Regions from separate parts of the Homo sapiens genome. Here all the other regions are linked to region 4. Evidence: chromatin loops called from intact Hi-C (ENCODE). Cell type or tissue: heart left ventricle. All regions are shown on one strand.

Evidence for each region. A loop is a pair of places that touch in the nucleus more often than their neighbours do. Peaks named below come from ENCODE experiments on the same cell type or tissue, not always from the same donor. Only the 100,000 strongest peaks of a DNase experiment are listed, where the experiment ranks them.
Region 1: it touches region 4 in a loop (4-fold over the local background); 23 of 110 quality-filtered maps call a loop at or near these places.
Region 2: a loop joins it to region 4, with 2.9 times the contacts of the local background. A loop is called at or near these places in 34 of 110 quality-filtered maps.
Region 3: a loop joins it to region 4, with 2.5 times the contacts of the local background. A loop is called at or near these places in 15 of 110 quality-filtered maps.
Region 5: it touches region 4 in a loop (4-fold over the local background); 24 of 110 quality-filtered maps call a loop at or near these places.
Region 6: a loop joins it to region 4, with 3.0 times the contacts of the local background. A loop is called at or near these places in 55 of 110 quality-filtered maps.

What each region holds. Positions count from the first base shown.
Region 1 is chr5:54,717,999-54,721,998 of GRCh38, reverse strand. The region is part of intron 1 of LINC02998 (long intergenic non-protein coding RNA 2998); the gene reads left to right. All of the region lies in intron 2 of LOC105378969 (a long non-coding RNA gene), which reads right to left. Among named protein-coding and RNA genes, the nearest start is that of LINC02998, 24 kb to the left of the region's middle. In heart left ventricle, no CTCF peak of the experiment used is centred here; DNase peaks (open chromatin) are centred at 2,458 and 3,228; H3K27ac peaks cover 2,375 bases.
Region 2 is chr5:54,736,113-54,740,112 of GRCh38, reverse strand. All of the region lies in intron 1 of LINC02998 (long intergenic non-protein coding RNA 2998), which reads left to right. LOC105378969 (a long non-coding RNA gene) reads right to left here. Exons shown (of 3, transcript XR_948330.3): 3 at 2,647-4,000. Among named protein-coding and RNA genes, the nearest start is that of LINC02998, 6.1 kb to the left of the region's middle. In heart left ventricle, no CTCF peak of the experiment used is centred here; a DNase peak (open chromatin) is centred at 1,842.
Region 3 is chr5:54,772,989-54,776,988 of GRCh38, reverse strand. No RefSeq gene overlaps it. Among named protein-coding and RNA genes, the nearest start is that of LINC02998, 31 kb to the right of the region's middle. In heart left ventricle, no CTCF peak of the experiment used is centred here; a DNase peak (open chromatin) is centred at 1,968; H3K27ac peaks cover 1,362 bases.
Region 4 is chr5:54,523,195-54,527,194 of GRCh38, reverse strand. The region is part of intron 1 of SNX18 (sorting nexin 18); the gene reads right to left. Among named protein-coding and RNA genes, the nearest start is that of SNX18, 7.4 kb to the right of the region's middle. In heart left ventricle, no CTCF peak of the experiment used is centred here; a DNase peak (open chromatin) is centred at 2,244; H3K4me3 peaks cover 1,939 bases; H3K27ac peaks cover 2,580 bases.
Region 5 is chr5:54,700,783-54,704,782 of GRCh38, reverse strand. The region is part of intron 1 of LINC02998 (long intergenic non-protein coding RNA 2998); the gene reads left to right. All of the region lies in intron 1 of LOC105378969 (a long non-coding RNA gene), which reads right to left. Among named protein-coding and RNA genes, the nearest start is that of LINC02998, 41 kb to the left of the region's middle. In heart left ventricle, no CTCF peak of the experiment used is centred here; a DNase peak (open chromatin) is centred at 1,502; H3K27ac peaks cover 402 bases.
Region 6 is chr5:54,656,178-54,660,177 of GRCh38, reverse strand. LINC02998 (long intergenic non-protein coding RNA 2998) reads left to right here. Exons shown (of 3, transcript NR_104658.1): 3 at 1-20. Among named protein-coding and RNA genes, the nearest start is that of LINC02998, 86 kb to the left of the region's middle. In heart left ventricle, no CTCF peak of the experiment used is centred here; a DNase peak (open chromatin) is centred at 1,997; H3K27ac peaks cover 961 bases.

The sequences.
Region 1 (4,000 bases), 190 kb before region 4:
TAATTTGGTCATAGGACCCTTTAACCTTCCTTTCTCAGGTCTCTGAGAATAAAAAAATGGTCTTTGGCATGCTAACCTTTAGCTTTGTACATTTGATTCTGCAACCTAGAGGGAGAAAGAGAGAGAGAGAGCACATGATTGGATGGTAGAAATGGGTTCCATACTTCCCCTTTGGAGAGAATTTTTTCTTTGGCCCTGCCATTCACTTCAATATTGTCCTCACCTTCTTAACTCTAAATTCCTGTACTTATGTCTCCTCAGTCTCACCTCTCATTCACCCTTTAATCCCTTCATTCTCCTAAAATTGCTCTTTGTCATTCCAGAATATGTTATTTGGAGTCTTTTACTGCATCTAGCACTTTCTGCATGCATTTTCTATCATTTGTGTATACACTTCATTTGTTGTGTATATAGTAGATTATAGGTACCCAGAGGCACAAATCCTTATCTACGGGGATGTATCATGTTCATTTCTGACTCTGTAAGGCACTTGCTCAATGTCTTATATATAGTAGGATGTCAATAAATATTTATTGCTCTGAATGGCTAAAACCACATTACCTTAAACTATTCAGGGGCATATGCCTCCTGTTTTTCCTTCTATTTCAAATATGTCACAGGAAGAAAAAAACTGCCTTATCCGGTATAATCTTCCAAGGATTTTATAAAAATTCAAAACACATACTGTATCCAACTCATGAACTCATCAACTTAGCCTGCATCCAAGGATTTTCAGGAGACTGGAAAAAAGGAAACACACTAAAATAGAATATACTTTTTTATGTTTGATGTTTTTCTTCCTTGATTTTTCTGGGAATATTTCTAGATAAAAGAGTATACTTTTCATACATAAGTGTTATATATATATGTTTTGTGTGTGTGTGTGTGTCTGTGTGTTATGAGGTATACTTCATTGAAAAACTGAAGGCCAGGGACTGCTTTTGAAAGCCACAATGTGGCCATGTGGCTCCTTAAGACTTACGACCAGTAATGGAGATGGTGAAGATAAACTCCTTCAGCTTTGGGATCATGATGCCACGGCTTTGTTCTGGCTGGCTGTCCTCTATAGATGTCTACCAGTTCCTATTAGCTGATTACAGAGGTACACATTGGCAAGGCATGTATATGCACACATGTGCAATACAGAGGTCTACCTGGATTCTGCCACCCTGGGCTTCTCATATCCTCATTACTAGAGCCTGGAAGGGCACATTGGAGATCTGGCTCTGGCTTGGATCCCTTAGGACTTCACGTCTTGGTGGCCTATCTCATCTGCAGGGAGAAGACATGGGAGGCTGTGGTGACCACCATTAGGGTCAGCTCGCAGGGTGCTTTCACTACTCTGTCAGTCAATCAGCAGTCAACTAATCTTTATTGAGCACCTACTATATGTAATGCATGAATGGCGCTGCTCTAGGCAGGGGAGATACAAATTCTTCAGATACCTGTGACTCAGCTCTGGCCTCAGAGGAGGTGGGGGGTCCCTCCTTCATCCTTCCCGTCTCATCATGGGTCACAGAGAGTCCCCAGCACTATCTTTCCTGTCTTGTTATAATAGTCTTAGAGTACCTCTTCATTTTACAGCTAAACTAGTAATGATCCTAGGATTACCAAATTTACAACAAAATTCACTCTTGTAATCTAACAGCTTGCCAAAATATGGGTGATTTTTTAGATTTTGAAGTGGAAAAAGGAGGAAGTAGAGATGGGGAGACAACTTACCATTCGTTTTGACAAAGAGGAAAATTAAAATGAAGAGATTCACCCAGGCCCACTGTTTTTTCCATGTCCTTGTGTGAAAGTGTAGAAAGGTTTGATGGGACAGAAAGAACACTCAGATTGGGTGTGCTTACTCATGCCTTCAACAACATTCTATGTGCTGGGCCCTCTGCCAGGGCTTAGAAATATAACAGTCAATAAGACAGGCACAGTGTGTCAGGACACCAGGGTTTTGATTTGACTCTTGCCAAATGAATTTTGTGACCCTGAGAAGACACTTCACTTTTCTTGCTCTCAGTGTCCACATCTGTAAGCTGAGACTGACACTGGAGGTGGCCAACATTCTCTAACTTTTTCCTAGCTCCGCCTGGAACCTCTAGGACCAGGGACACAAACTCTTATCTTGGAAATGGAGGTACTGGTGCCGGTCACTTTTCCATGAAGGGCTGGGGAGATGCCTCTGGGGTCCAGTCCCCTCTAGACAGTGAGCATCCAGATTCCTGAGGATCAAGGGGAGGTGTGATGATCTCCATTGTCCTGGGCCAGGAAATGCCAAACAGGAGTTTCACATTCAGCTCCTTCTCTGGACTACCCTGGGAAGGAGCCCACCTCCTGCTGCTCAGCCCAGCGGGTGCTCTGTGCTGACTCTCACACGGGCTGTCAGCACATTGACTGCATTCCTCTGCATTCTCCCGGCTTCAGGGTTGTCAGCCAATTAAAAGAGCAATTCTGACACTGGATGAAAAGGGAAGGGAGAGCTATGTTTGGTGCAAAGTGTGGGCAGGAGGCACTGCTGGTGCTGGAGGAGTCCAGGCTGGATGCAGAAGCTGCTCCTCCCTCCTGTGGAGGAGGACAGCCCTGCCCAGCCCACCAAGCTCATCCCTGTCCCCACAGCGGACAGCTGGCCCCAACCCCTGGAAGATCCTGCCGCTGTGGTCTGTGCAGAATTTAATTACACCTTTGGGAGGTGTTTTTTGTCCCCCTGCACATCACCAGGAAGAAACTATGACTTGCAAATTCAGGGTTCTTAACCTTTTTTTGTGCCCTTTGGCTGTCTGGTAAAGCCTATGGATCCCCTCTCAGAAGAATGTTTTTAAATGCAAAAATTTAAATACATACATAGAATTATAAAGGACATAAAGGACACCAGTCATATTAAAATCAATAAACAAAATATTTTAGTGATAAAGTGATAGAATCACAGGTACTGCTAATACTACAGTGTTTGCTGCCTATGGTGTTATTTATTGCTGCATAACACAACTTAGCAACTCAAAAATAACAAATATCACACTCAGTTTCTAAGGGTTGGGAATCTAGGAGGGGCTTAGCTGGGCGTTTTTCCTCTGAGTCTCCCATGAGGTTGAAGTCAAGTTGTTGGCCAGGACTCCAGCCATCTGAAGGCGGGAAGATTGACTTCCAACTTCCAAGCTCACTCATGTGGCTGTTGGCTGGTCTCACATTCTCACTGGCTCTTGGCTGGATGCCTTAGTTCCTTGTCACATGTCAAGACATGGCAGCTGGCTTCCCTTAGAGTGAGTGATGGAGAAAAAGAACAAGAGTCCCAGTCAGAAGCTGCACCCTTTCATAACCTAATCTCGGAAGTAACAGCCATCACTCCTCCTGTGCCGTATGTCACAGGACCAATGTGGGGCTCCAAGGGAGGGACTGCACGGGTGTGTGAACATCAGGAGGGGGGTCCCTGGAGCCACATGGGAAGCCAACTATCACACCTACATTCATGACAGAGGGACAGGCTAAATTTTCATTATAGCTTAGTAAAAATAGAGACATAAATTTTTTTCTCATCCAGTTTCCTGGAACCTGAGATCTAGCCACAGACCCCAAGTTAAGAATCCCTGATAGATTGAAAGCATTTTTGTTTCCAGGCAATTTCTAGTCTTTTTATTCATGACTTTTTTTAGCTTTTTTGAGGTACAATAAAAAAATTGAACACATTTAAGGTGTACAATTTGGTGTTTTGATATATGTATGTATTGTGGAATGATAGCCAGAATTTATTGAGGTATAATTAAAACTTGTACACATTTAAGGTATACAACTTGGTGTTTTGATTTACACATGTATTGTAAAATGACAGCCACAGTCAAGCTAACTAACGTATCTTCACCTCACACAATTTACCCATAGTCACATTGACGTATGTTAGATGTCCAGAACTTACTCATCTTGCAAAACTGAAACTTTATACCCTTTGATCAATGTCTCCACATTTCTTCCTCCCCGCCAGCCCCTGGTAACCGTCATTCTACTCTCCACT
Region 2 (4,000 bases), 210 kb before region 4:
TTTGTTCTCCAGTCTTCTGTCCCTCCTTTGTGAGGTGTGTAATTCTCGCTATTTACAGCAGTCAAGTAACCCTGATTCCACCCAAGAAACCCCCTTTCACGCATACTAGTTTGAGTGGGTTTCTTTTTCCATCAAACAAATGAGCTCTGATCACGAAGGAGCCTGAAATCCGGGAGAAAAATCTAAATGAGAGATTCTGATGACAGATGATGCTTAAAGCCAACAGGAATGGATAAGAATCCTCAAGAATAGGCTAACCTGTCAAGATAAGAGGACTTGAGCTAGAACCCCGAGGAACGTTTCCACTTAAGGAAGTGGCAATTGGAGGGAAATCCAAAGGGCACTAAGGCAAACCAAAGAAGCAGGAGAAAGATTCGGCAGTGCAGTGCCATGGAAGACAAGAGAAAGAAGGGACAGAGAAACAAGGTAAAATGTTGCAGAGGGGTTGGGAAAGAGCTGAAGAATGTTCCATCAGTATTAGCAACAAGGTCATTGGTGGCTTAGATGAGAAAATGACAGCAGAATGATGACCACAGAGGTCTGGTATCGATGAGTGGATGCATGCATGGGAGATGAGGCAGTGGAGAGAGATGGGTGGAGGACACCACTGAAATTTGGGAATGGAGATTCAGAGACAATATCAGTGTCCTGGGCTGCCAAAATGAAGTACCAAATACTGAATGGCTTATATAACAGAAACTTGCTGTCTCACAGTTTTGAGGCTAGAAGTGTGAGGTCAAGTCAGACTTGATCTCAGATTTTTGAGAGAGAAATTTGTTCTAAGCTTCCCCCCTCACTTCTAGTGGTTTGCTGATGATTTGGGGTGTAGCTTGGCTTATGGAAGCATCATCCCAATCTCTGCCTTCATCTTCACACGGTGTTCTCCCTGTGCGTACGTCTGTGTCCACATTTCCCCTTTTTATAAAGACAACAGTCCTATTGGATTAGAGCCCATCACGATGACCTCTTTTTAATCTGATTATCCTATCTCCAGATGGGATCACACTGTGCAGTCCTGGGGGTTAGGACCTGAACTTTTCTTTTTTGAGAGACATAATTCAACCCATCATGGAGTCTATGATTTTTTTTTAGTTATAAATAGAATATATGTTCACTGTAAACATTAAATAATACTGATGTGTCTACAGTTAACATCAGTAAAATTTTCAAATTAGGTTAAAAGAAAAATATATGTCCTTGAAGAATGAAAGAGAGTTGGGGAAGTAGAGAGGAGGCAGGTCTATGGAAGGTCTAAGTTGTTTGTTTAGTTCAGGATGAAAGAGACTTGAACACGTGGAAACACAGGAAGGAGCCGTGGGAAGGAGCCAGGAGAGAGAGAGCTGTTGAAGACTGAAGATACTGATAGTATGTTTGGTGTGGTGTGGGGTAAGTCGACTGTGTGTGTGTTGTGTGTTGTATCTGTGGGCAGGGATCTTGGCTGTACCCAAAGAGAAATCTAGAACTGACCTATCAGGTTATGTGGGGCTGGCTCTCGGAAGTGTATTTGCATGAGTATTTGTGTAGAGAATGGGGCTGCCAGGAGGGAGTTGTATGCAGGGATGCCTGTGGAGTAGATTGGTAGAGAAAGGACAGTGAAGAGAATAAGGACAATGGTCACCACTGGCTGCTCCCCAACCTAGCCCCATGGAGAGAGGGGCTAGACCCGTAAGCCCAGCAGCCTGGTTTTAAGAGGCTTTGTTATATTTCATGGGGTTTAGGCATAACTAGTGCCACATTCAGGCCCAAGTGACACTGAATTGGGAAGAGAAATGTTTCCTCCACTTCTTCCTGGAACTCAGCACAGCTTAGTCACAGTGAGGGCTCAGGGGCTGGCTCCTGTCCAGCGTCAGTTGAGAGGACAGTAGATCCAGGAAGCAGGACTCTAGACCAGGGCATCTACAGCTGCAGAGGCCAGGGTGCTCTGAGACAAGGATGAGATGAATCCTCACAGGCTTAGGGAAAGCAGACACTGAGGAGGAGGCCAGACACAGACATCATGAGAGGACTGTGCAGCAGCTCACTGGAGCATCTCAGGCACCCAAGGAACTCGTGGAAACAACTGTGCAAGGCCCAGGTGGAGGAATAGAGAACCTGCAGTTATTCTGGAAGTAAGCTAGCCATCAGCAATCATTGGGTATATTAATGTTTTAATTTAATTTAATCTTAAGTTCTGGGATACAAGTGCAGGACGTACAGGTTTGTTACACAGGTAAATGTGTGAAGTATATTAATGTTAAATGCCCTGTATCTACCCACATTTTATTTTAAATGTCAGTGGTGTAAATATTTATATATTAAAACATATGACACAAATTCGTTTGAAGAATTTTGGGTAATAGTGTTTATCAGGGAACTTATATTTCATGCTTCCATAAGAAAGAAAAATTAACTTTTTAATGTTATTAGAAGAATCATGAAAAGAAGATTTGTTAAAACAACAACAACAACAACGGTGAATATATCATATTTATCTAAGCTGAGCCATCAAAAATAAATGTTTTTCCATCTATCAAATATAGGGCTAATGCCTACAGTGGCTATTACATATGTGCCCATGGAGACTTGGACAAAATCTTCCTTGCAGTATAGATTGTTTCTATTATATTTCTTGTTGCTTCAAAAACAAAGAAAAAACAAACACCACTGTTCTCGGTAAGCAAATGAGTAAATAAACTCATTTATTCATGTAATAAAATACTACAGAAAGTTAAAATGAACAAACTTGATCTAAATATATTAACACAGATAAATGTCAAAACATGTTGGCAAGAAAAGCAAGTTACAAAAGGAAATGTACCATATGGTTTCTAGTATTTGTATAAATATTTAAAGCACACAAAATAACAGTATATATAATTTATGGACATGTCTATATAATATTAACATAAGTTTAAATGTACATACATGAAAAGAAGCATACTAACTTCAGGGTGATGGTTACCTCTGGAGAGAAAGGTAGAGGATGAGATGGGGGTGCTTTATCTGTGCTTAATGCTTTCTGCTTTTTAAAACAGAGAAAATTGATTCTAAGGCAAGTAAAGCAAAATGTTAATGTCTGTTAATATGGTAGGTTGGTACATGAGTGTCTATTAATAATTTTGGTACTTGGCTGTGTATTTGAAATGTCATCATTTAACATTTAAAACTTTAATAAAAAAACCAGACAGTATCACTGAACAGAAAAGCACAACAAAAATGTTTTCACTTAATTTTATTGTTTTAAATGTATTCAGTATGTAAATATAGTAAATATTATAATGTCAATTTTATTATAATATAGCATATAGCATATCTGTTTTTGTGTGTATCTCTAATTATAACTGTTCTTAATACATTTTCCCCAAATTCTTGTCCATAAACAGCTGCAGATGACTTTCTTGTCACCTTGTATTTTCATTAAGTGTGATCAGTGGGCTTCTATTCTTCTAAGTTATAGTCACAGTGACTGACAAGGCTAATTGACTCTGTTATCTTGTCTTGGTAAACGTAAGTGGGTCTGCTCGTGGGGAGTCACAGTTGTGTGCCTGAACAGTCAGAAAAACCTTTGCTGGAGACAGGGCAGCCACCAGCTGCAGGCTGCCAAGGAGGGCCCCTTGACTTTCGATCTGTAGTTTCTGAACAAGAAGGAAGGCTAGGAATGGCCTCAACAATGCTCTTAGCACTCCTAATTCTGTCTAAGACTTTGAGAGGACTTTCCTTTATTGTTTGACTTACGAGCAGGGGTAAAAAGTGATGGACGATAGAAGTTATGGGAGCTGTGCCTCCTGGTCCAAATTGGTAAGTGTCTTTATATGATGTCTGTTGTAGTGTAAGGCTTAAAATAACAATGATGTGCTACTTTGACATCTAAACTGGGAGGGCCTCTGATGTCCTAACTGCATCATCCTACACACTTCGCTCCTACTGATAAGGTGTCCTAGCCAAACAACCCTCCTTATTACAAGGACAAGGCACAGTGCCTGCTTATCCCTGAGTAGTAGACTTCAGTTCCCTGCCAGCC
Region 3 (4,000 bases), 250 kb before region 4:
GTCTCCGGTATATAAGGACACAGCAAGAAGGCAACTATCTGCAAGCCAAGAAGAGGGCTTCACCAGAACCCGACTGATATGGTTTGGCTGTATCCCCACCCAAATCTCACCCTGAGTTGTAAAAATCCCCATGTGTCAAGGGCAGGGCCAGGTGGAGATAATTGAATCACGGGGGCAGTTTCTCCCATACTATTCTTGTGATAGGGAATAAATCTCACAAGATCTGATGGTTTTATATAGGGGAGTTCCCCTGCACAAGTGCTCTTGCCTGCCACCATGTAAGATGCCCCTTTGCTCTTCCTTCATCCCTTGCCATGACTGTGAGGCTTCCCCAGCCATGTGGAGCTGTGAGTCAATTAAACCTCTTTCCTTCATAATTTACCCAGTCTCGGGTATGTCTTTCTTAGCAGAATGAGAATGGACTAATACACCGACCATGCTGGTATCCTGATCTCAGACTTCCAGCCTCCAGAACTGTGAGAAAATAAATTTCTGTTGTTTAAGCCACCTTCTGTTGTTTGAGTCTGTGGTATTCTGCTATGGCAGTGAAATGGACTAAGACAGCATCTTTCAGTGCTCAGCTCCTCCGGTCCACATCCCTGACCTCACTTGAATATATTTATATCATCCTCTTCTGTGCTCTTAACCATGCTCTTCCCTTTACTTAAGTTGCCCCTCCCATCTTTCTTGGTCCTGAAAAAGCATACAATTTCCAAGTAACAGGCTATATTCCAGTTTGACTGGAGCATGGGAGTGGTAAAAGGAAATGGGATAAAATTACGTATGGATCATAGAGGGTAATAATTATCTGGGGTGGTCACTGATGTCTGGAGTGAGAGAGCTGGCAACACACACAAATCAACCAGCTTATCTATAAAATGATTTCACAGTTCCCCGCCAGTTCTAGCATTCTTGATTTCTATGGTCAGAGTTGTTTCTGGTCTAACAGCAGGGAATAGAGTGAATTGAAGTTGGGGAGAACCAGAGGCAGGGACAGAGGGTTATAGTCCTTGGTCTGTGAGCACCATTAAATAAAAGTCATAAAAAAGCACTGTCCACCCAAACATCTTTCCATTGCTGCTCTGTGACATGTCTAATTGGATCTTCCATTTCTCTGCAGGGCTGGGGAGTCTGAAATTCCCTGTAGTGAGCATGTAGCTGGCAGATGGTGCTTTTGAATTCATTGCTTCCCTTGGAATTTTTCTCATAATCTCCATTCCTCTATCCCTGAACATTTTAAAGTTCATGTCTAGCATTTCTTTTTCAAAGCACCTCCACATTCACAATATTATATTTATAACAACTTGATGATGGAATAGAAATGATCACCTTCCTCTTACAAATGAAAAAATTGAGTGCCTAACAGGTTGAATGACTTGCCAAGATTAGATACCAGCAACTCATATTAGCAGCAGAACCATAACAGAAAAGTGATGAACTGGAAGCTCAAGGTATGCTCACAGTGCTAACACGATTCTGTGGGAATGGTCTCCTTGTCACGGTGCCCATGGCCAAATTAGAATTACATTATCCTGGCAGACTCACAATCTACTCGCTGTGAAAATCTCCACCTGAAAGAAAATGTTTCTGGCCTAATAATCTTTGCTTCTCAAGACATGGATTTTTCGAAAACTGGACTAGAAATGGGCACAATTCGAACAAAATAGGTTTTCAAAATTGGTTGGGAGCAACTAGGAAAAGAGAATATGGTAAGCAGATTTTACACATCTAAAATACATTCCTATTTAAGAAAGAGAAACTTTCTAAATCAGCTCAGAGCAAAGATGGAAACAAAGGTTTTATGCCAAAGTTACAGCCACCACAAAGTCTGTTCCATCTCCTCCAAGTCCGCCCTGCAACATGATGGCCTGTGTCTGTCATCCCGGCCCACATGCTGCACTCCACCCTTCCTTTGCACAGCTTTCTCTTTCACAGGCAGAACACTGGCACCTCCCCAAAGGGGCCATGTTGGGAAGAAGCAGCCAGGGTGGGGTGGCAGGGCGGCTCTGTGAGTGCTGGGAGAGGGTGTGGGACCTGATCTTTATGCTCTGAGCCACCGCTGACGTCAAGCCCTCACCCGCATTGGAAGAAAGCACACAGAAAACTCCCTTTTGCCGCTGTGCAAACTGTTCTTGCAGAACTGAAGACACGCCCACTGCCCCTTACAATTATTCTAAATCCATGCTTTCATTGGCTATACTCAGAGGGAAATAAAAAACTATTTCCCAGTTGGCCCTTTTTCAGCCAGACAAAATTAAAATGAAGCATGACGTTTAAGTGAAATACTCTTCCAATTTATGTTCTGGAGTTTCCAAGCTCCTTCCATCCCAGCCTGGTCAGAGCAGAGCTGGCCAGCTGAAGGCTTTTCTTCCAGTTTCCTAAGAAATATCCTTGGAAAGTTGGCTATAAGGCTGTTTCTAATACACATCTGTTTCAGGCTTCAGACGTGCCTTCTCACCCTCCTTGGTGGAATGTGGTACATTAGGAATCTAATCTAATGGCTCCTCCTGTAGAGGGAACAGGAAAGGTGAAAGTTCATCAGATTCACCCCAGGTCTCATTGTCCCCACTGATTAGGCAATACACAGACTTCCTAGGGCACCATCTCTTAAGGACCCCAGCTCAGACCTGGGGGAGAGAAGGAGGCCATTTTTCCTTGGTGAGCATGTATGGTGGAATCTGCACCTTTCCTTGAAAGCTAAGTTTGGGAAGGGATAAGAGAACTCTTCTACATCCTTGTAAACTGCGCTCCTAAGGGTTTGACATCAAGAACGGTGTTAGAGGTTTGAGGGCCAGGAGAACGTGAGCCTACCTGGTTACTTCTAATCCCAAATACTCTGTAAATCCCAGTGGCTCTTAGGTGTGTGTTGACATCATCTGTGGAGCTTTCTAGAAATACAAATTCCATGCTTCAAACCCAAGTATTCTAATCCTGTGGGAAGGGGCTACAGGGCATTAGCTTTGTGTAGTTTCAAAAGTTCTGCAGTGATTCTCATGTAGGTAGTTCATGTATTTGCCAGTTTTCGCAGCTAGGGTATGTACACGAACCACTTCTAAGAGTAAAACTCTAAAATCACTGAAAAAAAAATTTTTTAAGTGTAAATATGAGGCACAAAGGTAAGACGAGAGCCAATTTAAACAGCCTGGGGGATATAAAACAAGGAAGAGTTGCAGTATCTATGAATAAATACCTCATTCATAGAAAAATGGAGTAAGGCAGTTATTTCTAGGAAAATGACCTTGGCCTGTAACAATAATAAATAAAATTAACTGTGCTCTAGCTACAGGAATAATACCCAACTGGGTAGGAGAGAACAAGGAGTCATCCCTAGAAATCAGGTAGATGGGGCTGGACATGGTAGCTCACATCTGTAATCCCAGCACTTTGGGATGCCGAGACAGGTGGATCACTTGAGGTCAGGAGTTCGAGACCAGCCTGGCCAAGAGGGTGAAAACCCATCTCTACTAAAAATACAAAAATTAGTACGCCTACAATACCAACTACTTGGGACGCTGAGGCAGGAGAATTGCTTGAACCTGGGAGGCACAGTCTGCAGTGAGCCGAGATCGTGCCACTGCACTACAGCCTGGGCGAGAGAGCAAGACTCCATCTCAAAAAAAAAAAAAAAAAACCCAAAAAAAAAAAACAAAACCGGAAAAAAAGAAAGAATCAGGTAGATGGGTAACATTAGACCCGAGGAGCACAGATACATGTAGACAAACACAGCGTGCACAACGTAAGGAACACAGGTTAATAAGGACCATCGCTATTTCGAGTTCTTATTCTAAATAGTATTATCCACATTTGATTGTGTTCCAGTTGTTAGGACTTTGTTCTACTCATTCAGTAGCTATTATTGACAACTTACTGCATGCCAATCACTGTGCTGGATGCGGGAGGGACAGCAGCAATACCAGCAGAACTCTTTCTCTATTTCTTTTCACATCTTATTTTTACTCGGTCTCAGTTCTGCATTTAGACTCTTTCCATATGTAGAGAA
Region 4 (4,000 bases):
CAGTTGGATGTCATACCTTGGCTCAAAATCCTGTAATTGCTTCCATCTGACTCGGGCTTTCATTCCAAGTCCTAACAGTGACCTGCAAAGCCTTGCAAATCTGACTTTCCATGACCTCATCTCCTAGGATCCTCTTAACTTCAACCACCTGGCCTTGCTGTTCCTCAACCTGCCTGGCACATGTCCACCCCAGGGCCTTACTTTAGCTAAACCCTCTGCCTGAAAAGCTCTCCCCCGAGATACCTGCTTGGACGACTCTCCTGACTCCAGAGTGATTCAGGTCTCTGCTTAAATCTCACTTTCTCAATGAGACCTACTTTGAGCACTCTTACTAGTACTTCATCCTGCCTCCCATGCCCTCTTTCCCTGCTCTACTGTTTTCTCCTAGCACATACCAAACTCCAACATACATCAAAACTTACCTCCTGTGTTTGTTTTTCATTGAGTGTCTCCACCCTGCTAGACTGCAAGCTCCACAAGGGTGGGGATCTTTGTTTTGGCCACTGATGCAACACTAGCATCTTGAATAGTGCCTGGACGATGATGGGTACATACGTATTTGTTGAATAAAATCTAGTTTATCTTTTAGAGGGTCCTATGAATAAATCTAATGATTTTATCTCCCCTTCCTTCACTGTCCCCTTACCTGCTAAATAACAATTTATTTAGCAGAAGAGGAAAGTCAAATCACAGTGACAGATAAGTCATAAGAAAAGGTACAGAAATGACAAGTGAACTAAAACTCATTCAAATTAAAGTTTAATCAAGCTATAAGATCAATATCAGAGGCTGGGCACGGTGGCTCACACCTGTAATCCCAGCACTTTGGAAGGCCAAGGTGGGTAGATTGCTTGAGGTCAGGAGTTCAAGACCAGCCTGGCCAATATAGTGAAACCCCGTCTCTACTAAAAAAAATAAAAAAGTTAGCCAAGCATGGTGGCACATGCCTGTAATCCCAGTTACTCGGGCGGCTGAGGCAGGAGAATCATTTGAACTCGCGAGGCAGAGGTTGCAGTGAGCCGAGATCGCATCACTGCACTGCAGCCTAGGTGACAGAGCAAGACTCCATCTTTAAAAAACTGTCATAATTTATCTCTTTGGTAGTCCTATTAATTTGGGTCAGAGAGAAGTCGCTCCAGCTGTCTACCATACCACAGCTTCAGAACACCCGGGAACCCTCACCAGGCAGCAGCAGGCCAGGTATTAATCACTTTTACATTCGAAGTTCCTAGTGAGGTAAGCCTGCAATGCGTGATTGCTGATCTGAACTAAACGTGCATAAATGTTCTTTCACATCAACTGATAAGGGCTTTTCATGCTCCCGTAAAACAGTCACATAAGTAGACAGAGAACACTATTAAAATCAGCCTGAAACAATGTCTAAAAGTTTCCTGGATACTTAAGACTACTCTTATTTTTTTAAAAAAGTCAACTAACAAAATAGTACCTAGGAAATAATGAACCTCACTTTTACAGATGAGGAAACTGAAGCTCAGAAACATTAAGTGATCTGCACCAGAACACGTGATTTGGGTTAGAGGGGAGCCAGGAGGAGACAGTTTACATACACTCTTCAATGTGAACAACAACAAACGATTGACTCCAAACAACATCTACATTTATCCCAGTTGCCATTACTTCCGGTGTGCAATACAGGGCGAACTGATTAAAGCAGATATTTAATTGCTAGACTGAAGACTCCTTGAGCTTTTGTACTTTTGCCTACAATTCTGGTGGCAATAGGTTGCCAGGAGGGATGATAAGATTACTGGAATTGTCCTTCAAAGGAGAGCGCCCTTAATTTTTTTTTTTTTTTTAAAGAGACAAGGTCTCACTGTGTTGCTCTGGCTGGATTTGAACTCTTGGGCTCAAGTGATTCTCCTCCCTCAGCCTCTCAAGTAGCTGGTATTAAAGCCATGTGCCACCATGCCTGGTTGTCATCTCCTTTTAAATTCACCCATCTATTTTTCAAAAATAAACATTTAGTGACTAGCTACTATGAACTATAACATTTAATTCTCATGCTGACCTCGTGAGGAAGTGCCCCCACTTGGCCAAAGATAAGTGAGCGTTACGCAGGTTAAAATAGCTTGTCCAAAACTCCTCCATGCCCACACACTGGCCCTCCAGAGCCCATGCTGGTCCCGACAGGCCAGCTCCCACTGCGATGAGGCTCTGCACCCACGGCTTCTTGGCTTGGCATGCTGCCCCTTCACTGGCACAGCTTCCTCAGCAGACCCAGCTCAGTCCCACCCCTTGGTGCAACTCCTGGGGCAGACTGGCCCATCCACCAGGCTCTCAGAATCCTGGCACAAGGAACTGCCGAGGCTGGCTGACCTGTCTCTGTAGCTAGTCAAATAACTCACTTAAGACCAGAGGCCTACCCAGCCCTCCTGCAGACACCGGCAGAGCGGCCAGATTCTAGTCTGTGTTGTATAAATATGAGACATGATACACGTCTGCCTTCCGGATATAATCTTGTCAAACAGAGCTCAGCATTACTCTGCCACTTTATAATCCTTTAGTTAATGATACAGAGCTTCAAAAATATATGGCAAATTAAATCTAACTTGATATTTAAACTTTGATTTAAAAATACATGGGGTAATACAATAATAGTTTTTTATTCAGCCCAAAGAGAAGGAACATATTAAATAGTTCAAGGGAAGTGTTTGTAAGTGAATCACAGAACTTCTCACTTGTTTGGGTTCTGGCATTATGCTTAGAAGTCCTAAGATGGCCAGACAGGACAACATTGCTGAACAAGGAAACCTCATAGGCTCCCTGAGTTACTGGGAGGAGGGTGGGAGTGCAGGTCCTCTGCCTCCCTTCGGTCCCACTGTGGTCGGCATGACTCTGAAGGCTATGTGGCTCAAAAAAGAAGTCTGAGAAACCCCTGACGGTGTGGTATGAGCGGTGCCCACACCCAGTTTCGTGCCCAAGACTGTCCTTGGGCAGTCACATTTATATTTTAACCAAGGAACTGAGTCGTGTATTTCGAAAGCACCAACGGTCACCTTATTTTCACTAAGAAAACACAAACTGGGGCAAAGGGTAAGCCCCAGACCTGTTCTCTTTTTAGAGACATGAGGTCTTTTTAGAGAACAGCTGGGGGTAAATGCAGGGGAGAGGAGAAATGGGTTCAACTAAAGATGGAGTGAAAACAAAAAGAATGAACAGCCTCAATTTCTAGCCCAGAGGTTTCAAAAATAAGGATGAATTTGCAAACAGCCCCAACTTCTTAGAGCTTTTCTCTGTATTCCTGGCACCACCCTTTCAGGGCTATTTTTAGCTACAGGAGAATGGGGAGCAGACAGGGAAGGGTCTCCGTGTGGCCCAGCCTTACCTTGTGTGCCCTGCTGGGACTCCAGCTATCTTTAATTAATGTCTGAAGGACATCAGGCCAACTCTACTAGTGGTAAAAGGAAGCACAATGGTGAAATTCTACCCAGCAAGACTGACAGGCCCACTACTGGTATACCATTCCTGAGGTCCTGGGGCTTTTATTGAAAAAAGGCTCCATCTGGAACATTTAGAGAGCGATGAAGTAGAGTCTGTATATTTAAGAGTACAGAAAACAGGACTGCCTATTTACTTATCTAGTCCTGCCTCCCTGCTTCACACAGCCCAAATCGACAAATCAATTTAACACTATTTTACACCTTTTCTCTAGAAGAAAGACATTTCACTTAAAGGAACTCCCTCTAGCCATTTTTATTTAGTCCAAATTCCTAAACAAGGATGAAACCAGTATTTCTCATAATCTTTTACAGTCTTCCTTTTAGCAATAGTCGCAAGAGGTAAACCTAAATCTTTTAAACCTCAACTTGCTGCCACCTAGATTTAGCTTTATTAAATATTAGAGATTGATCATATCTTTGGAAACAAAACTGAATATGCCAAGAAACTAATAATAAAATATATTCCTCAGTACTACCCAAACTCCTCAACATCAACACTATAAAGGTATACTGCAGACAGGCATGATAAGGAGGGAGAA
Region 5 (4,000 bases), 180 kb before region 4:
CTGTCACTGTGTTAGTTAGTCAATATAAATCTATTTGGTAATCATTGGAGAGAATGGAAGTAATACAGAGAAAGATAATACAGAGTATTTATTTCCAAGGAGTTTCTTCTCTCCTGGGCTTCTGGTCAGACACCCAACCAAGCATTATGCCCACTCTAAGTGCTGTAATGGGTATGCACAAAGTGCAATTACTTAGCCATTTCCTCCACTCACATCCAGGCATTTCACAGCTTGCACAGCCTGAATCCACAGCCTCACTCCTACAGACAGATGCTTAATGTAAACACTTAATATCCATGTGTCTGTAACAGTAATAACGTCATCAGAACCCTAAAGGCAAAAAGGCTTTAAGAAGTAGCTAGGTAGAGAGTAATAGATTTATACCATGAAAATGTGTTTAATCAGGAGTCTGAGTACATGAAAATAACATCAAATCAACCCTATCTCTAAAAATGAGAGAAAAATTAAATAAGTAAGATGGATACTTGAAATATTAGTGTTTATTAGCAGAGTTTTTAGTGTGTAAACATACCCACCCTAATTTTGTCTTGAGAATTGGATTCTGAAAAAACTGTGATCAGCACAAAGGCATGTTGATACCCTGGCACCATGAAAGCATTGAAAGGGAGAAAAATGACTGGATTGGCAAAAGTCTTGACAAGAGAGGCCAACAGAAACCAAAAGCCTTCACGACTGTAACTCAATTTGTTTTCTGAGCTCAGAAGAGAATGACACTGTGCTAGATGGATTTCAGTTGTCCTTCCAGATCTGCTCTCCACTTCTCCACACTGGCCAGCACCCTTCATGTGCTGCTCACAAAGCCGAGAGCCACAGAGGAGCACACGGGGTGAGCTGTGATGAATGATTTTCATTTACCTTTCCAGATCCTCTGTCCACCCTGCTGTGCCGATAGGCATTTACGGACCATAGCGACAAGCTCCTTTGTCCCCTGGCTTCTGGTTAGAGAGCCAATGAGATGCACGGGCAAAGACTGCATGGAGAGGGAAAAGTGAGGTTGGGGCATTGCCTGCCCTCCCTGCAGGGCTGTGAGTCTCAGAGTCCATGTTCCACGATCTAAGGCCAAGCGCCCGTCAAGCAGGCAGCTCTCTTTCATAGCTTCCAGGTCCAATGACCTTCCCTCTAAGGGTGGTAATAGCACTCCATGCTTAACAATCACTATTCCTTTTAACCCAGTACATCTTTGCAAATTAGCCCTTTTTGAAACTCTTCAGTTTCCCTCATTTGACTGCATCACTTTTTTCTCATGGAAACCCTCACTTGGGGATTATTGTTTAGGGAGAGTTTCCCCAGTATTTTTACAGAGCTAACAGGAAGTTAATTTGCCTGCCCTTTGTACAGCTCAGTTAGATCAGCTTTTGTCTGGAAAGGAGCCTTGCAGGGCTTGGCTTTGTATCCTGTTGGGATGATCATCTCTCCAGTGTGATGACTAAGGGTTGTGTCCAGTTAGTGCACTAGCAACTGAAGTTAGGAAGGCTCGGGTGGACGCTGCCAACCAGCAATCCAATCTGCCTGATGGCCAACCCTTTGACTGCTGGGAGCCTGGAGCTTTCTGAATCAGACAACTTCCAGACTTCACATGTGCTGCCAAGCACAAGGTATGAAAAAGGTTTCTTTTCTTTAGATTCTGCTTTTTCACTAAAGCTGCATCTTTATCCAATTAATTAGAGAAATGTTACTCAAAGCATAGTCTGGGGACCACTGCTGGTATGCACACTGGTGGAGCTTGCACCAGAATAAGTTCACTACGTTCCACTGACAGGCTTTTTTTCTTTTTTTTTTTTCTCGGTAGCAAGACTTTTTGATGACTTGTTGATTTACAATTTCATAAGCTTTTTTTCTCATCACAGATGAGGAACAAATATTTACCAACCTGGTATTTGGGTACTTGCAGTAGCACTGAATTAGAGGACTGTGAAATCAGACCTAGGCAATAAACTAGGTCAGCATTTCCCATGTTGTGCTCCATGGAATCCTAATCTTGTGACAGCTTGTCTATTAAGAGGAGGAAATGCTTAGAGAGTCACAAAGGACATGACCATGTTAATGGCTCTGATAAGTCCTGCAGTTAACGAATGTGCTTATTTTTGTTCAGCACAGAATTTCCCATACTTGTTTAAAATGATTATGTTATGTCATGGCTATTGCCACTTGTGAAATGAGTGTTCTGTGGAACTAACACTGTTGGCAAGGAAATGCTTCAGGAAGTGCTCAGCCAGAGGATCTCTAGAGTCTCTTGGGAAGATATTTATCTTCTCAGGGCCCCTGTTTCCTTAACTATCAATTAATGTCTAACATCTGACTAGTGGTTGGCATTTTCATATGCATGTCCTCAATGAGACTCGGGTTATCCTGTGAGAAATCGTGCAGGAATGGTACATCCCAGTCCACACAGGAGTAATTGAAGGGTCAGACAGATTATGTGACTTACTCAAAGTCACACAACTTGTAAAAGGTGAAACTAGAATTTGACACTCAGGTCTTCAAATTTTAAAATCTATTATTTCCTACTATACTGCATTGAATCTTTGAGCTGGAAGGACTCTTAGTGGATAATATGTCTAATCAGGTAAGTAATACTTTAGCAAAGGAGGGATTCAATGTGAATTCAGTGCTGGTCATTTAACTTTTAGCTGAAGTTCAAACCTGTTTCTTTACATCATTTTGACATCTTCCTCTTGTTATGGTCAAAGACAGCTTTCCAATGTCCTATGCACTCACCATCTCAGGGAATGGGTCACATTGTCATATTCGTCTTCTGAAGTGAGTAGAAGACGGCCTTCCACAAACGTTGGACCTCTGGGTTTGTTCACAGAGCAAGGCAATGACACTGGGGAGATAGGAGGGCACTCTATATTTATATTCTGTATTCCTGAGTCAAGAAAAAGGAGCGTGAGATTTAACAGCACTTGGCTAAAACAATTAAGTCACAGCCTATCTTCTTGTGGTCAACTAAAAGAAAAGAAAAGAAAGTGAGATTATTTTTGTATTTTTAAAAACAAAGGCTAAGAAATAATCTGCTCACAATGTTCTCCATTCTGTATGTGTGTGTTTCTAACTAGTTTTTAAAATTCGAATGATTCATTAATTCATTTGTTCATTCATTCAGTAGGCTTTTCTTGAGTACTTACTCTGGGCCAGGCAATGTGCTAGGGGTTGAGGAAACAGAATGAATAAAATTAATTTGTCACCCAAGTCAAACATGAATCATCATTACCATCACAAACAAATACTGAGCATCTTCTATAAAAGGGGCCAGTACTGGGCACTTCCGGGATCTATAATAAGACATACCAAGGCAGGGTCCTTGTCCTCCAAGAGTTCAGTCTCCTTGAGGAAATAGCTATGCCCATAAAAGGCTAAGCATCATTGTGCAATGCTGAGTGCCAGCCCAGTAGCATGAAGAACAAGAGTAACCAGCATTCCAGGGATAAGAAGTCACTCTTGGTCCAGGCAGGTGGGAGCTGTCAGAGTGGCATAATTGTGGTCAAAGCTAATAATAACTCTATTATAAACCACAGCATTGCAAGGAAGCAGGAATAATTTTTCTGAGAGAATGAAATCTTTTTGGTTTAAATTGATCTCACGGAAATAAATCTGGCACTTAAAAGAGTTTTGGGTTTCATTTATGTCATGAGGGTCCATTTGCGGGTGACTAGTTCCCGAAATAAAGAACTCGTCTCTCTAGGCTGGAGTAATTTTGAATCTGAGAGATGAAAGTTCATTATTCTTTTGGAAGTTAGTCAACATTAATTGTGTTTGGCACTTTTTAGGTAAGGAAAATTATCCTACACTGGATGGTTACAATTACATTGTTATGTCTGAGAGGATTTTCTCATGTAATTACTATGTGCCGGCTCTCTAATTACAAGGAGGGCCTGAATTTTCTTCCTGTCACTGCAAATGATGTCTCTACTATATTGAAAAAATAGCGGACTTTCTTTTCCTCAAATAAGGTATCAAAACTGGTAAGCCATGAAGA
Region 6 (4,000 bases), 130 kb before region 4:
ATAATAAATGTCTGATGTCTAAGCCAGCCAGTTTGTGGTAGTTTGTTACAGCAGCCCTAGAAACCTAACATATGGTACGTATGGTTTTGTCTTCCCAACCCACTTATTTTTCTGGGAAATCTCTCTCCCTCCCCAACTACTGCAGGAGCAGCCATGTTGATCAACATGGCCACCTGCCACTGGTAGAGTTCATTGAAAGTTGGCATTTGAAACCAGAGAACAAGTCTTCAGTGACTAAAGCTGAAAAGTATGAAACTCAGGAACTGCCAACAACCATGTTTTCTACAGCAAAAAGAAAGCCAGTCTTCGGAAGACAAAGCTGGCATCCAGAGCGGCAGAGGTGAGGCGAGGGGAGAGAGCTGAGAGTTTCCTGCTTCAGCTCCATTGGTGCCCGAGGCCTCAGCTCTATCCAAACTTGGCTGTGACTTGAATTCCAGGACACTAAAGTGGCTGTCCAGTAAATTCTTTTTTTTTTTTCTCAAGCCAATTCATAAACAGTCTGTGGTACTTACAACTCAGACTTCTATTTAACATCTTCTCCATAACTCACTCAGTCTCGTTTTTCATAAGTGGAAGTTTGCTGCTCTAAGTAACTATGTCCTTACCAGACATGGGTGCAGGATCGAGAAAAGAGCATTAATAAAAATTAATGTTAGTCAAGAAATATGGCGGGACGCAGTAGCTCACGCCTGTAATCCAGTACTTTGGGAGGCCAAGGTGGGCAGATTACTTGAGGTCAGGAGTTCGAGACCAGTCTGGCCAACATGGTAAAACCCTGTCTCTACTAAAAATACAAAAAAATTAGCCAGGGGTGGTGGCAGGTGCCTGTAATCCCAGCTACACCAGGAGGCTGAGGCACAAGAATAGCTTGAACCCAGGAAGCAGAGGCTGCAGTAAACTGAGATTGCACCACAGCACTCCAGCCTGGGTGGCAGAGAGAGACTCCATCTCAATTTAAAAAATAAATAAATAAAAAGTTAGTCAAGAAATATATAACAAGTTTTGTTAAGCTTTCTTTCTTAGATGAAACTTTAAACCATCATAAACTACAAGAAATTAGACTGATTTCTTTGCCTTTTAGATTAAAATCCAAAATAATTCATTAGCAAGCAACTTTTATCTTTCCTTAACAGATGGGTATGTTTTTTAACCTCTGAACACACCATAGTTCCTTCATTAAGATAAAGAGTCATTTTGCAGAGTTGATTGGGATATCTATGAAGGAATCATTTCAACGATTATGCTTTCGTTAGCTTTATTTTTATTATTTATTTATTTTATTATTAATTATTATGAGAAATGCAGTCATACTATCGTTAACCAGAGTGGTCTCAAAGTCCTGGCCTTAAACAATCCTCCTGCCTCGGCCTACCAAAGTGCTGGGATTACAGGTGTGATCCACCATGCCCAGCTAGCTTTATTATTAAAGGTTATATTAGTCCTATGATAAGTTTCAAATGCCTGGCATTTTTCCTGAGAAAATAGTTACTATTTAGAATGTTAACAATAAGGAATTTTTCTGTCTGCCCATTACCACATTTTTTTTAAATCTCAGAAAATAAGTACTTAATCTTAATTCAGATTTACACACTTCTTAATGACTTCTGATGTCTAGAGATACAGTCTCAAAGGCTACCAGCTTCATGTCAGAAAAGAACAAGCAAATAAAAGTTGATCCTGGAGACTAGGAAATAAAATTCAGCAATTCTCATGCTATTTTGTATACTAATCAGGGAATGCATTAATTTTCTGTTGCTGCATAATTACAATTTACCCCAGAACTTAATGGCTTAAAGCAGCATTCAGTATTTATGATCTCATATGGTTTCTGTGAGACAGGAATTCGAGAGTGATTCAGATGGGTAGTTCTGGCTCAAAGCTTCACGTGAGGCTGCAGTCAAGATATCAGCCAGGGGTGGAGTCTCCAGAAGGATTGACATGCACTGAGGCCTTCACTTCCAAGGCAGCTTGCTTACTCATTCATATAGCTGGCAAGTTGATGCTGACTGTTGGCAAGAGGCCTCAGTCCCCACCACGTGGACCTTTTCATTGTGCTGCTTGAGTGTCCTCATGACATGACAGCTGGATTCACCCAGAGTAAGTGATCCAAGAGAGAGCAAAGATAGAAGCTGCAATTTTTTAATTACCTAGCCTTGTAATTAGGTGCCACATACTGTCATTTGCACAATATCCTATTGGTTATACAGGTCAGCCATATTCAACATGAGAGGGTGACAATACTGGGAGGTAAAACTCATTAGGGGGTATCTTGGAGGTTTCCTAGTCTTACTCTGGGTATTCATGAGAAAAACATTATTATGTTAAAAAGTATGGAAAATGCTTTTCAAAATTAATACACCTAAGAAAACTTCAACAAAATTCATAATAGAGCCATAAAATTCTAGAATCAGAAAGAAACTTGGTTATCAACCAGTGTAACTTGGTCATGGAGACTGAGTCTCTGAAAGGTGAGAATTTTTTTAACTTTATATAGCAAATTAGTGACTGGATGAGGCTTAGATCCAGGCCTCTTTACTTCTGGTTAGGGCCGGTGGTGAACAGGCTGGCTTGGAAATTAACATCCGTTCCAATCTCCTTATAGTATGGCTTCCTACTGCAGCGGCTGGAGAACCTAAACCATATGATTCGCAAACTCCCTTGCAGCTAGGGTTTTGGATATGATTTGGGTTAAGGCAATCAGACTGCAGAAGTGAGATCTGGAAACTGGAAGTGATATAGCAAATAGGCTACTGGAACTTGTGCCGCTGCTGTTGGCAAAGGTGGTCATTGCAATGTTGGGTTATACTGTGGCAGAGGTAGCAGAGGTTGTGCTGCTTTGGTTACTACTGGCGACAGCCAAGAGGCAGGACTCAGAGGAGTTACTATGGACCTAGCAGGTGTTGTACGGCTTTAAAGGTAATAGTTAAAATTAGCCTGCAGTCCTAGTTAGCTACTTGGGAGACTGAGGTGGGAGAATCTCTTGAGCCCAAGAGTTTGAGGCTGCAGTGAGCTGTGATTTCACCACTGCACACCAGCCTGGGTGACACAGAAAGATGCCATCTCTAAATAAAATAACACATACAAATATAATAAATAAAACATTTTTTAAAAAGTAGGCTGGGTGCAGTGGCTCATGCCTGTAATCCCAGAACTTTGGGAGGCTGAGGTGGGCAAAGAACGAGGTCAGGAGTTCAAGATCAGCCTGGCCAAAATGGTGAAACCCCGTCTCTACTAAAAATACAAAAATTAGCCAGGTGTGGTGATGCATGCCTGTAATCCCAGCTACTCAGGAGGCTGAGGCAGGAGAATCGCTTGAACCCGGGAGGCAGAGGTTGCAGTGAGCTGAGATCGTGCCATTGCACTCCACCCTGGGCAACAGAGCAAGACTCCATCTAAAAATAATAAATAAATAAATAAAAGTAATAGTTGCAGCAACAGTTTCCTGATCTCTGAAGAGCAAATTAGCTAATGTGTTCCTGGAGCCAAGAATTTCAGCAGCGGTCACCACAATCACAAAGGTGGAGAAGGAATAGCTGGCAGCTCCCATGGAGGACTAGCTCTATGCAGCAGTTCTTGGAGTTGTTCCTGGATTCCAAGCCCAGAGCTGTTATTCCAGTCCTTCCAACAATTTTGTAAGCACCTAATTCCCTATATTAAGTCATGTTCTCATGAGACAGCTAGAGTGGTGTCTGTTGTCTGCACCTAAATTCTATTACAGAGCATGCTAATACATAAGAATGAGAAAAGCAGCCTGACCTCTGGAAACTGGCCTGACACTTACAGCTAGGTCTTGTTGTTGTTAGGAACTAGCCTGGCACTTAGAGATGGGTCATAGTGTTCTTCTGTTGAATGTAAACAATTTCTCAGAACATCAGGATCTTCAAGGTCACTCTGTTGACCGTGATAGATCAAGATATAAACAAGACCACTGTGTATCATGTGTGAACACAGACAAAAATATGAACATTGCCCAAACCACAACAAGGACCAAACATCCCCC